Linked DNA regions of Homo sapiens: region 2 is linked to region 1. A link is a loop called in an ENCODE intact Hi-C map of the cell type or tissue named here. Cell type or tissue: heart left ventricle. All regions are shown on one strand.

Region 1 (5,000 bases):
TTTTTTATTGAAAAATCCATTTATAAATAATCTGGACAAATAAAGTAAAAGGCACTTTATTGGGATTCAGAAAAATTCATGGCTACTGAACATCCGGCCAATTCAGCTCCCAGCTCCCAATTAGCCTGCCAGGGCCTCTCTCAGTGGCAGGGGCCCTGCCAGCCACTCGAAAGGCTGCCCTGGGACTATGAGTCATTTTCTTATTTCTTAGCATGCTGGGCGTGAAAATCTTCTTTCTCTTTCTTATTACATGCTAGCACTTACCGGGTGCTTTGGCCAAGCAGATATATCAGCATGTTTTTGTGCAGATAATTGACAGTGGAGCAGGAAGACACTCTCCTCTAAGTTGCTCCCTCTCTTTGTTCACTCGCTTGCTCGAGAACCCAGGGACGGTGGGAGGAATGGCCAAGCTGGACGCAGGCCTGGCCTCCGCAGAGCTGGCGAGCAGGAAAGGCAAGTTTCAGACACCTCCTGCCATGCCCTTGACCCTGCTGGGCCCCCGGTATCCTAGGAGTGTTTTCCCATTTCCGGCCATGTCTTTATTTTATGATTGTTCCCTTAACCCAAAGGCAACTGGGAAAGATTGTCATCCTTCACCACGAAGAGGCCGTTGTCATTTAGTGAGTACCTACTGCATGCCACATGCTATGCAGAAGGTGGTTGTTGCTTCGTCTCACCTAGCCCTCCCAGAGACCCTCCAAGGACAAATATGAGACTCAGAGATGTTAACTGACTTGCCCAGGGTCACACAGCTTGTAAGTGGTGGAACCAGAATTAGAAAATGCAATTCCTTTTTTTGGAGCCTCACCTCCTTCCATCGGGATCACAGTGATCATATTTTCCAAACTGAAAATGGGATGCAGGGGGCCTGGCACGGGGCAACGGGGCAATCAGTAGTTGCTGGGAGAATAAACACACGAATTGAGCCAAGGGTCAGCCAACGGGACAGGTCTTTTGTCAGCGGACCGTTTGGGCCATCTGGTCCCAGGGACCACAGGGTCTGTCTGCCTCTCCGTAGGGTGGGCTGTGGGTAGTGGGGTGCCCGTGAGGGGAGAGGAACAAGAGAGCCTGGACAGCAGGCTCTGGGGGTGCTGTGGCCTCTGAGAGTGGAGTGGGAACAGGGGACTGGCAGAGGAGCTGGTAGCGAGGGCTTGTGTGTGGCTGCTAACTGGATCCATTTGCCAAATCAGCAAAGTTTGGAGCTGAGACTCCAGACTTACCCTGGGCCTAACTTGGGAAAATATTACGCAGTACAAAATAAAATTAAACAGTATTAACCACAGGCCCAAATTGCACCTATATTTTAAAAAGCATTGTGCAGCTGAGACTTATAAAGCCCGGCACCAGCGTGAGGCCATCTTGGTTAATGAGAGCTCTGCGCCTGCTACTCCTTGCCGCGGCCTCTGGTTCACGTCCTCTCGCCCTCCTCCGCTGGGGATGTGCGGGGCCTCCGGTGAGCCGCAGCTCCCTCGGAAGGATGCACCCTTTGCTCTCTGGAGCAGGACGGGCTTTTCTGAGAGGCGGGGCCCGAAGTGTCCGGAGCCGCCAGCCTCAGGGGCTGCACTGGCCTCTCCTTTCCTCTGCCCACACAGAGAACAGCAGCATCAGATGGGGGCGGGCTCAAAAGGGCTTCATAGGCGCCCCGACATCGCAGCTACGGAGGGGCCAGAAAGGAGGCGTGGATATTGTACTGCACTTTCTGGACTTTCACGGGAATTCATGAAGGAGCCTGAATATGCAGCAGCCACATCTGGGTTTATTTCAGCTTGGACACTAATTCATGTTGGGTCCCGTAGTAAATCATTTTTCATTCAGTTACTTGTTTTTCCTCACTTGAAAAATGGGCGTGATACTGGTGGTCGCTGTTGTCTTCCCGCAGCGATAGAATGAGGCTCTGCAGTGATTTCTTTTCCTTCCAAAGTCGAAAGCTCCTCTGGCTTTGCACAACCTTTTGAGCACGACCTTCTCTCTCATCACGGTGATGCCTGTTGCCCCCTAGTGGTCACCAGCAAAGGGAGTGGTTGAGCCGACGATCCCAGGTTGCAACTCAGACCCAGGCCTGGCCCTGAACCCAGGTCTTCCTGCTGGTTCCGAGGCATCTCTGGGCAGGGTGGGTTATAGGGAGGGGACCAGAGAGGGAGTCCTCCCAGTCGCCTCCACCAGGCAGCCCTCCAGCTTGTCAAACTGTCGCCAGCAGTGTTTTCTCAGCATGGAGATTGTGTGTGAGTGTTAAGTCTAGAAAAATCACTCAGGCAAGGCAAAGACTTGCTTTGGTGCAGGGGACTGGAAAGCAGATGTGCTTTTTCTGGCTCTGAACACTGAGGGGAAGTGAGCTTTGGAAGAGAGGCGCTGACTTGGTGTGTGTTTTGGGGCAAGAGGAAGTTTAAAGAGGGACAGTCTGAGCTTGCTCTTTGCAGGGGCTTGCTTGGAGGCCCACAGGCTGGCTGAGCATGAGAGAGAGTGTGCCAGTCAGAGCCCGCAGACTGATGGCTTGCTTAGGAGTATGGACTGGAGCGAGCCTCCCCCTCCTCCTCCTCTCCTCAAACAAGGTCATCAGTGACAAATGCACAGGAGATGGTAAAGGTGGATTGGGGAGGATTTGGACGTGTTTCTTCTGACCTTGATGGGGCCATGTCCCCTCTATTTGTAATCTTGAGCTAGAACAACTGACAAATGGCCTGATAGGTGACAAAAGCAAACAATAGACTCACTTGAAAGATACAGTGAATAGAATTTAATTGAATTTTTTTTGGTACAGACATTGATTTCACCCTGTAAGATGTATGGAGTAAATCATTAGGGGAATTAATATACATTAAAATGTAGTTTATTATCATGAAACTTTTATTGTGCTTGTAGTTGTGTTTTTAATTATTATTTTAATGACTTTCTATATTTCAAATCGTGATAAATCTATTTTTTAAAAATAAACGGACTATAGTTTTACAAGGTGATGTGTAGTGCAGAGCTGTTGATGAATATTGCTCCTTCATTAATGAGAACCAACAGATTAGAAAGACTAAAAATGGACCGATTTACGCACTTTTTAAAAAGCCAATTAATATCTAACCATTAAACACAAATGTTATAGATTAGTCTCACTATCTTATCTACTCTCTGGGCTCCTATTGGATCATTCAGAGATTGACTCTTTAAACCAAGTAAGTGAAGGAGGCTCTAAAAGTGGAAATGCCTGGGACCAATTAAAACAAAGGATTTGGGCCATAATGTGCTGAAAATACCCGTGTCCTCCTGCCTGGGGGGCCATTATCCAAATGAGCAAAGAGGACGGAGGTGTTTGTCCAAGCTGTCTTTGAGGGATGAAGCAGAGGTTGGCTCTGCTGGTAGGATCAGGGTTTTGGGTGATTTCCCCAGTGGTGAAGATGGACTCGTACTGGCTTTTCTGCATTGCATCTCCTGAGCCTTCTTGGAATCAAGGGCAAATGCTTGTTCTGTGCTTTGTGGGGCTTTGTGGGTACCCCGCTCTACATGGAAATCAGCCCTATGACCACTCTCAATGCTGACCTATCCCAGCTGAGCTGAACGACACGTGGTTTTACTGTCATGGCAATATGTCCTCAGTTTTCCAATTCAAACATCTTATTTCAGATACTTGGTTCCATTAGCCACATGGGGGCTTATACCATCTTCCTCCCTGGCTGTGTGCTGGTTGGCTATTTCTGACTTTTGAGGTTGTCAGGCAACATGTCTGGGCAGCCAGAGGCAGGGGAGTATGGATGCGAGGTGTGTGGGCTCCGGAGGCACGCATCCCAAATCTGAAACCTGGCACCAGCATTTATTGTGCGACCTTGAACAGATTTACTTGCTCATTCATTCATTTATCCATTCATTTCTTCATTCAATATTTATGAAATCTGGGTGCTGTTCTAGGGATTGGAGATATAGCAGTGATCAAAATGGAGAAAAATCTCTGCATTCCAGTGAGGACTAGAGAAAGGCATTCAACAAATAGTATAGCAAGATGCAGAGTACACTGCAGAACGTCAGGCAGGACTATCGACTGTGGAGAAAAAAGAAAGTGGGGTGGAGGGCCAGGCAGTGTGTCAGGGGATGTTGCTATTTCACAGGGTGGTTAGGGAGGCCTTACCCAGAAGGGACCATTTGAGCTGTGACCCAGAGGAAGTGAGGGAGTGAACCGAGTAGGATTCTGAGGGAAGAGTTTCTTCTAGGCACAAGGGATGCAGGTGCAGAAGCCCTGGGGCAGGAGCCTGCTGTCTGTTCAGGGAGTAGCAAGGGGACTGTGTGGCTGAGTGGAAGGAGTAGATCAGAGGAATCCTGGGGCCAGATCATGCAGGACAGATAGGTCATTGGGAGGACCTTGGCTTTGAGTCTGGGTGAGATGGGCACTCCTTTAAAGGGTCCCCCTGACTAGTGTGAAGAAGCAAGAGTGTAGGCAGGGAGATCCAAAAGGCAGATGCAGTCATCTAGATGGGAGGAGGTGCTGGTAGCTTGAACCAAGGCGGCAGCAATTAAGATGGGAGAAGTGTTGGATTTTGGCCATATTTTGAAGGTAGAGTGAACAGATTTGCTTCTAATGTTTCCAAAGGAAAGGGGACAAGGATCAGTCTCAGATGTCTGGCCAGAGTCACTGGCAGGGTGGTGCTGTCATCTACTGAGGTGGGGGGAAGCTACAGAAAGAAGGGGTGTGAGTGTGGGTGTGATGGTAGGTTCATGTGTGAAGCATGTAAAGTTTAAGATCCTAGAAGATATTTGGATGGAATTGTTTAATAGGCAGCTGGATATAGGAGCCTGGAGTTCAGAGGGAGAAGTTTAGGCTGAAAACATAAATTTTGGGGTAGTCAGTGCAGAGATGACGTTTAAAGTTCTGAGTCTGGGTGAGATGACTGGGGAGGGAGTGGAGATGGTGAACAAGGCCCAGGGGAGATTTGGGGCAATCTGATGTTTAGAGGACAGGGGGATGAGGAAGAACCAGCAAAGGAAACTGAGAAGCAACAGCCAGAGAAAGCAGAAGGTCAAGA
Region 2 (5,000 bases), 140 kb after region 1:
GCCACCATGCCCGGCCTCCAACTACTATTATTGAATGGTCTACCTTCATCTTCATATCTATCCATTTTTTCTTCATGTATTTTGGTGCTGTGTTACTAGGTGCATTGTGTTTATAATTGTTATATCTTCCTGATAGATTGACCATTTTATTTTTATGAAATGTCCTTCTATCTCTTGCAACATTTTTTTAAAGTCTATTGTATCTGACATGGTATAACAACTCCAACTTTGTGTTTGCATGACATATTTATTTTCATGCTTTTACTTTCAACCTTTTTGTGTCTTTGAATATCAGATGTGTCTTCTGTGAAAAAACTTTTTATTTCTGTGTAGTCCTGTTCATCAATCTTTTCTTTTACTGTGTGTGTATTTTTGAGTCATAGTAAGAAAACCTCTTCCTACATCCAGATCAAAAAGAAATTAACCCAATTTTCTTCTAGTACTCGTATGGTTTCATTTTTTTTCTTACATTTAATCTTTGATTCATTTAGAATTCATTCTTGTGCTTGGTAGGAGATACTGGACTTAATTTTTTAAAATTGTTATTCAGTTGTTCCAGCAGCATTTATTTAAAAACATCTGTTTTCTCCAGTAATTTTAGAGGCCACCTTTATCGTATACTGAGTTTCCAAATGTGGTTGGGGCATATCTGGACTTCTTCTACTCCACTTCTCTGTCAACTCATACACCAGTATACACTGTTTTAATTATGAAGGCTTTGTAGTATTTTTAGTGTCTGGTAGGGCTTATGTTCCCATTGAGGCTTTTCTGTGTTCCTGGCTATTCTTGAAGGTTAATTTTCCCACATGAACTATAGTATCAATTTGTCTAGCTCCATAAAATTGCATTATATTTATAAATTAATTTAGGGAGAACTGGCATTGTGATGATACTGAGTTGTCTCATCCAAGAAGAATTTATGTCTTCCCATTTGCTGAGGAATACTTTTGTGTTATTTAGTTTTGAAAGGTTTTCTCATGGAGGTTTTGCACATACCCGAATAAATTTATTCCTAAATAGTTTATCTTTATTGTTGCTATTATACATGGGAGTTTCTTTGTAGTACTGATTTCTGAGTGCCAGTTTTATATTCTGCTAGTTTACTGAATCCTTTTTTGTGTGTTCGAGTTATAATGTGCTTTTTTCCAGTATATTTTCATGAGATTCATCTTTGTGGATGTTTGTAACTCTATTATTTATTTTCACTGCTGTGTACTATTCCATTGTATAAATATATCACAGGATATTTATCTGTTTGTATTTGGATGGACATTTAGATTGTTTCCCATTTGTTGAAGTTGTCAAGTAGTTTTCCAAAGGCGTTAATTCTGTTCTCACTCCTTTCTGTAATGTGGGAGCCTCTGTTGCTTCACATTTTTACCAACATTAGCTATTGTCAATGCTTAAATTTTGTCAGTCTGAGGGAGTGCAAATGGCACAGAAGCAGCATGCTTTTTAATGACTTCTCTTAAGTCCTTGGTTTCCAAATTCTGACCCAAATGCTGCTTCCCACATGGACACAGTCTCCATGGATTGCACACCCCACCCCCGGCCTGCTTCTTCTAAGTGCCCCTCTCTCATTCAGTGGCTGCTGGTAGGAGTTGAGAATGGCAACGCTGCTTTCCTAGTCTCCTGAGAGGGAAACACACTTCTGTAAAAATTAAACACTTTATTAGCTGAGAAGTGTCTGGCCCTGGTACTGGCCTCCTAGAGGAATTTCTTTGCTGACTTACTTGCATTATATCTGTTGTATAATTATCAACAATCAGCATCCACTGAGTAGCATCTTGTACCTGACACTTTACTAGGCTCTGAACAGGGCTTAGTGATGAATAAGACCCAGTTCCCCACCACTCCTGGGGCTTTCCACCCGCTTGGAAGAGGAGACATGTTTACATTAGGTGATATCGCTGGATAACACCAGTGATACCCAGTGAGCGTGTCAAGGGCCAGGTTGCTGACACTGACAGGGAGGTCTGTAGAAAATGAATGTGGAAAGAAAATCTTCTATCATATTATATTACAAATTCAGGAGGAAAATCTGTCATTGAATGTTTTCTTCTTGTTTTAAAAAGCTGAATTCATTCTGATAAAAATGTATATACCACCTAAAAATATACACTCTATTTTTCCAACCGACACAATCACCCACAACTGAAAATTGACCTTGGAGCCCTGTCCCACCTCTAATGGGTGGATCTAGGATCAACCCTATTTCTAAAGGGGTACATTGCAGGATCCTGGGTCACGAGGCCAGTGGCTGGTCCAGTTGTGGCCTTGACTCAGGTGTCCTTCCCTTATTTCTTATGACCAAACCACCGGCTCTGTGCTTCTCCATATGGTGTGGTCTATTCCAAGCTCCTGGTATCTTGTGGATCCAAGACCTGCCTTTATCTCCCCAGTCTTCGTGAAATAAGAGCTCTTCTCTTCCTTTAGTGTTTGGGGCCCTGCTACCTCTCCTGGGCATTTGAAAGCTAAGTGCCCACTCACCTCAGGTCCAGGGATGTCCTCCATTAGCATTTCCCTCATTCTGCTGCCCAGCAAAACCAGGGTTAAACTAAGGTTTGGTTACAGCATATGGGTAAGAAGTTTCCATGCTCAATAAAATGCCACGTCATCTACTTTATAAAAGGGTAACACATCCCTTCCGAGCTGGAAGCCTCTCTCTCCATGCTTGCTCCTCTTGTGGCCAACAGCACACCCTCCAGGCAACTGGGGAGCATTGCAGGTGTAGACCGGGCTTCCGTCAGGCAGTGCTTTCTGGCAGAAGCCAGCTGGCTTGTGCAGACATCTTGTCCATAGCCTTGACCTTACTGGATACACTTGCTAACCTCCCAGACAAACTGATCCAGGCTCATGAAAGTTGGTTTGTTCTTTGGTTTGTTCATTGTGCATTCATTCATTTGTTTGTTCATTTGGTAAACACATACTACATACTTCATTGAAAATTCTGCAATGATCAGGTCAGTCAAAATGCACACACACACAAAGAGCCTCTTTCTCCCTTTACCCTATTGAGTATTGGGTACCTTATTGGGCATCTGAGATGCTGTGGAATTTTTGCCAGAATTTTACCTGTTTGTCTACCCCTGTGCTAGGTGATGTGAAAGCTACATAGGGCAGGGGCTTGACTCTTGAAAACCATGTGATTCTGTTGAAGGTGTAAATCAAGCCAGCCCACAGGAAGCAATGAGTCAACATGTGCACCTCTGTGTTTTGCTCTTGTGGGTCCGAGAAGAGGCGCTTAAATTGCCCAGTGTTCATTGAGGGCTGCCGTGGGTTGGGATTGTTTCCTAGAACCATAGCTGAGCCTTGAAGAGTGGGAAGGCTTTAGACAGATTCTGGGGAAAGGTGTCATACCTGGGGAGAATAACTTGACTATGTGGGCTGAGAGTAAACATAGTGGGTTCTGATGATGTCGAAGGGACCAGCTTGATGATATGTGTTGTTTCACATGTTAAATCCTTGGGACCTCCTACTTGACTAGATCAGCACTTGAGCCCTTCGTATAGAAAGCTATGTGCTACAGTGACCATTGCTGGGCCGACTGGCTGGCATGGGGCTGTGGTTGACTCTGTCCTGGGTGGGGCCGTGGAGACACCATAGTCTATTCCTAGTCTGGCCATGATACCGAAATAGCCTTTAACCATGATTCAAGGCCCCACCCTTTCTCCTATGTGATTGTTGTTTGAATACTTCTATTTTGTTGTTGTTGTTGTTGAAACTGTAGGGTAATTACCCTTGTCCTTAATAATTGCTTTAGTTTCCTTGATGCGCAGAGATGCTCTAGAGTCTACGCTGTTAAAAAGAGGTTAGGATTAAGTTTTTCAACCTGCCGCTGGTGTGAGAAGGATGTCTCCATGCCAATTACTGTCTTCTTGATAGGATTAGTCACTGTGTTAATTGCTACTCAGAAAAACTGCCAAGTTTGTTGTTTTAGACATTGGCTTTTAAAATATTGCAGATGTCATCTCAAATGCAAATTGTATTTGGTATTAGAGATAACTGTTGATCTATTAACACTTTGGGGTTGATTCATATCTGAGGCTGTGTGAGTAAAAGGAGTCTCACCCTTGGATTAATTGCATCTTTGATGGTGGTTCCAGAACTGGGAGGGGGAGGCAGCTGTCAGGTCTGTTTCTTGGCACTCTCTTTGAGAGAACCCAGAGCTCTGTCAGCAACAATCTGTTGGAATTGGCCAGCGTAATGTATGAAACAACCTCGTTCTTCAGCTCAAGAGCATCACCTACCTACTCCACAGGTCGCAGTGGTTGGTAAGCTCCTGGTTTACCTTGAATGTTGACACTCCAGGGAGGGTCAAATGGCCACAGAAGTTCTTAATCCTTAGAGATTTCCGAGTCAGTAGAACCTCCCCATTTTGGACCAGGAAAGAATAGAGAATTCTGACATTACATAGCATTTAATTTTTTATTAATGTTTTATTTTTAAGTCATTTCAAGATTTCAGAAAAGTTGTAGGAATAAAATGAAGAATTCCCATATGCCCTTCACGCAGATTCCCGATATTAACATTTTATCATATCTGTCTTATCATTCTGTATGTGTGCATGCACATGACTGAACCATTTGAAAGTAAGTTTCAGACATGATGCCCCGTTAACCCTAAACACTTCAATGTGTATATCCTGAGAACTAGGACATCCTCTTGCATAAGCCAGTGCAATGGTCAAAGTCAGGAAAATAGTACTAATGCAATAGCATTATCCAATCTGTAGACTTTATTCCTGCAACCAACAATATCCTTTATTAGCAAAATACAATAATAAAAACAATAGTCTGTTGTAGGATCCAATTCAGAATCTCACGTTATGTTTAGTTTCCATGTCTCTGTAATCGCCATCAATCAATTCTTCAGTCTTTGTCTTTCATGACCTTGCCATTTTTGCAGCATACAGGCCATTTATTTTGTAGACTGTCCTTTGGTTGGGGTTTGTCAGATGTTTCCTTAGGACCAGATTCAGGATATGCAATTTTGGCAGG

What was found. Hi-C counts contacts between places; a loop is a spot of excess contacts. Peaks named below come from ENCODE experiments on the same cell type or tissue, not always from the same donor. Only the 100,000 strongest peaks of a DNase experiment are listed, where the experiment ranks them.
Region 2: it touches region 1 in a loop (2.3-fold over the local background); 7 of 110 quality-filtered maps call a loop at or near these places.

Annotation. Positions count from the first base shown.
Region 1 is chr1:7,068,590-7,073,589 of GRCh38, forward strand. The region is part of intron 3 of CAMTA1 (calmodulin binding transcription activator 1); the gene reads left to right. Among named protein-coding and RNA genes, the nearest start is that of CAMTA1-AS3, 57 kb to the left of the region's middle. RefSeq lists an enhancer at 1,976-2,095. In heart left ventricle, CTCF peaks have their summits at 1,987 (motif pointing left) and 2,191; no DNase peak of the experiment used is centred here; H3K4me3 peaks cover 713 bases.
Region 2 is chr1:7,205,387-7,210,386 of GRCh38, forward strand. All of the region lies in intron 4 of CAMTA1 (calmodulin binding transcription activator 1), which reads left to right. Among named protein-coding and RNA genes, the nearest start is that of CAMTA1-IT1, 160 kb to the right of the region's middle. In heart left ventricle, a CTCF peak has its summit at 2,701; no DNase peak of the experiment used is centred here.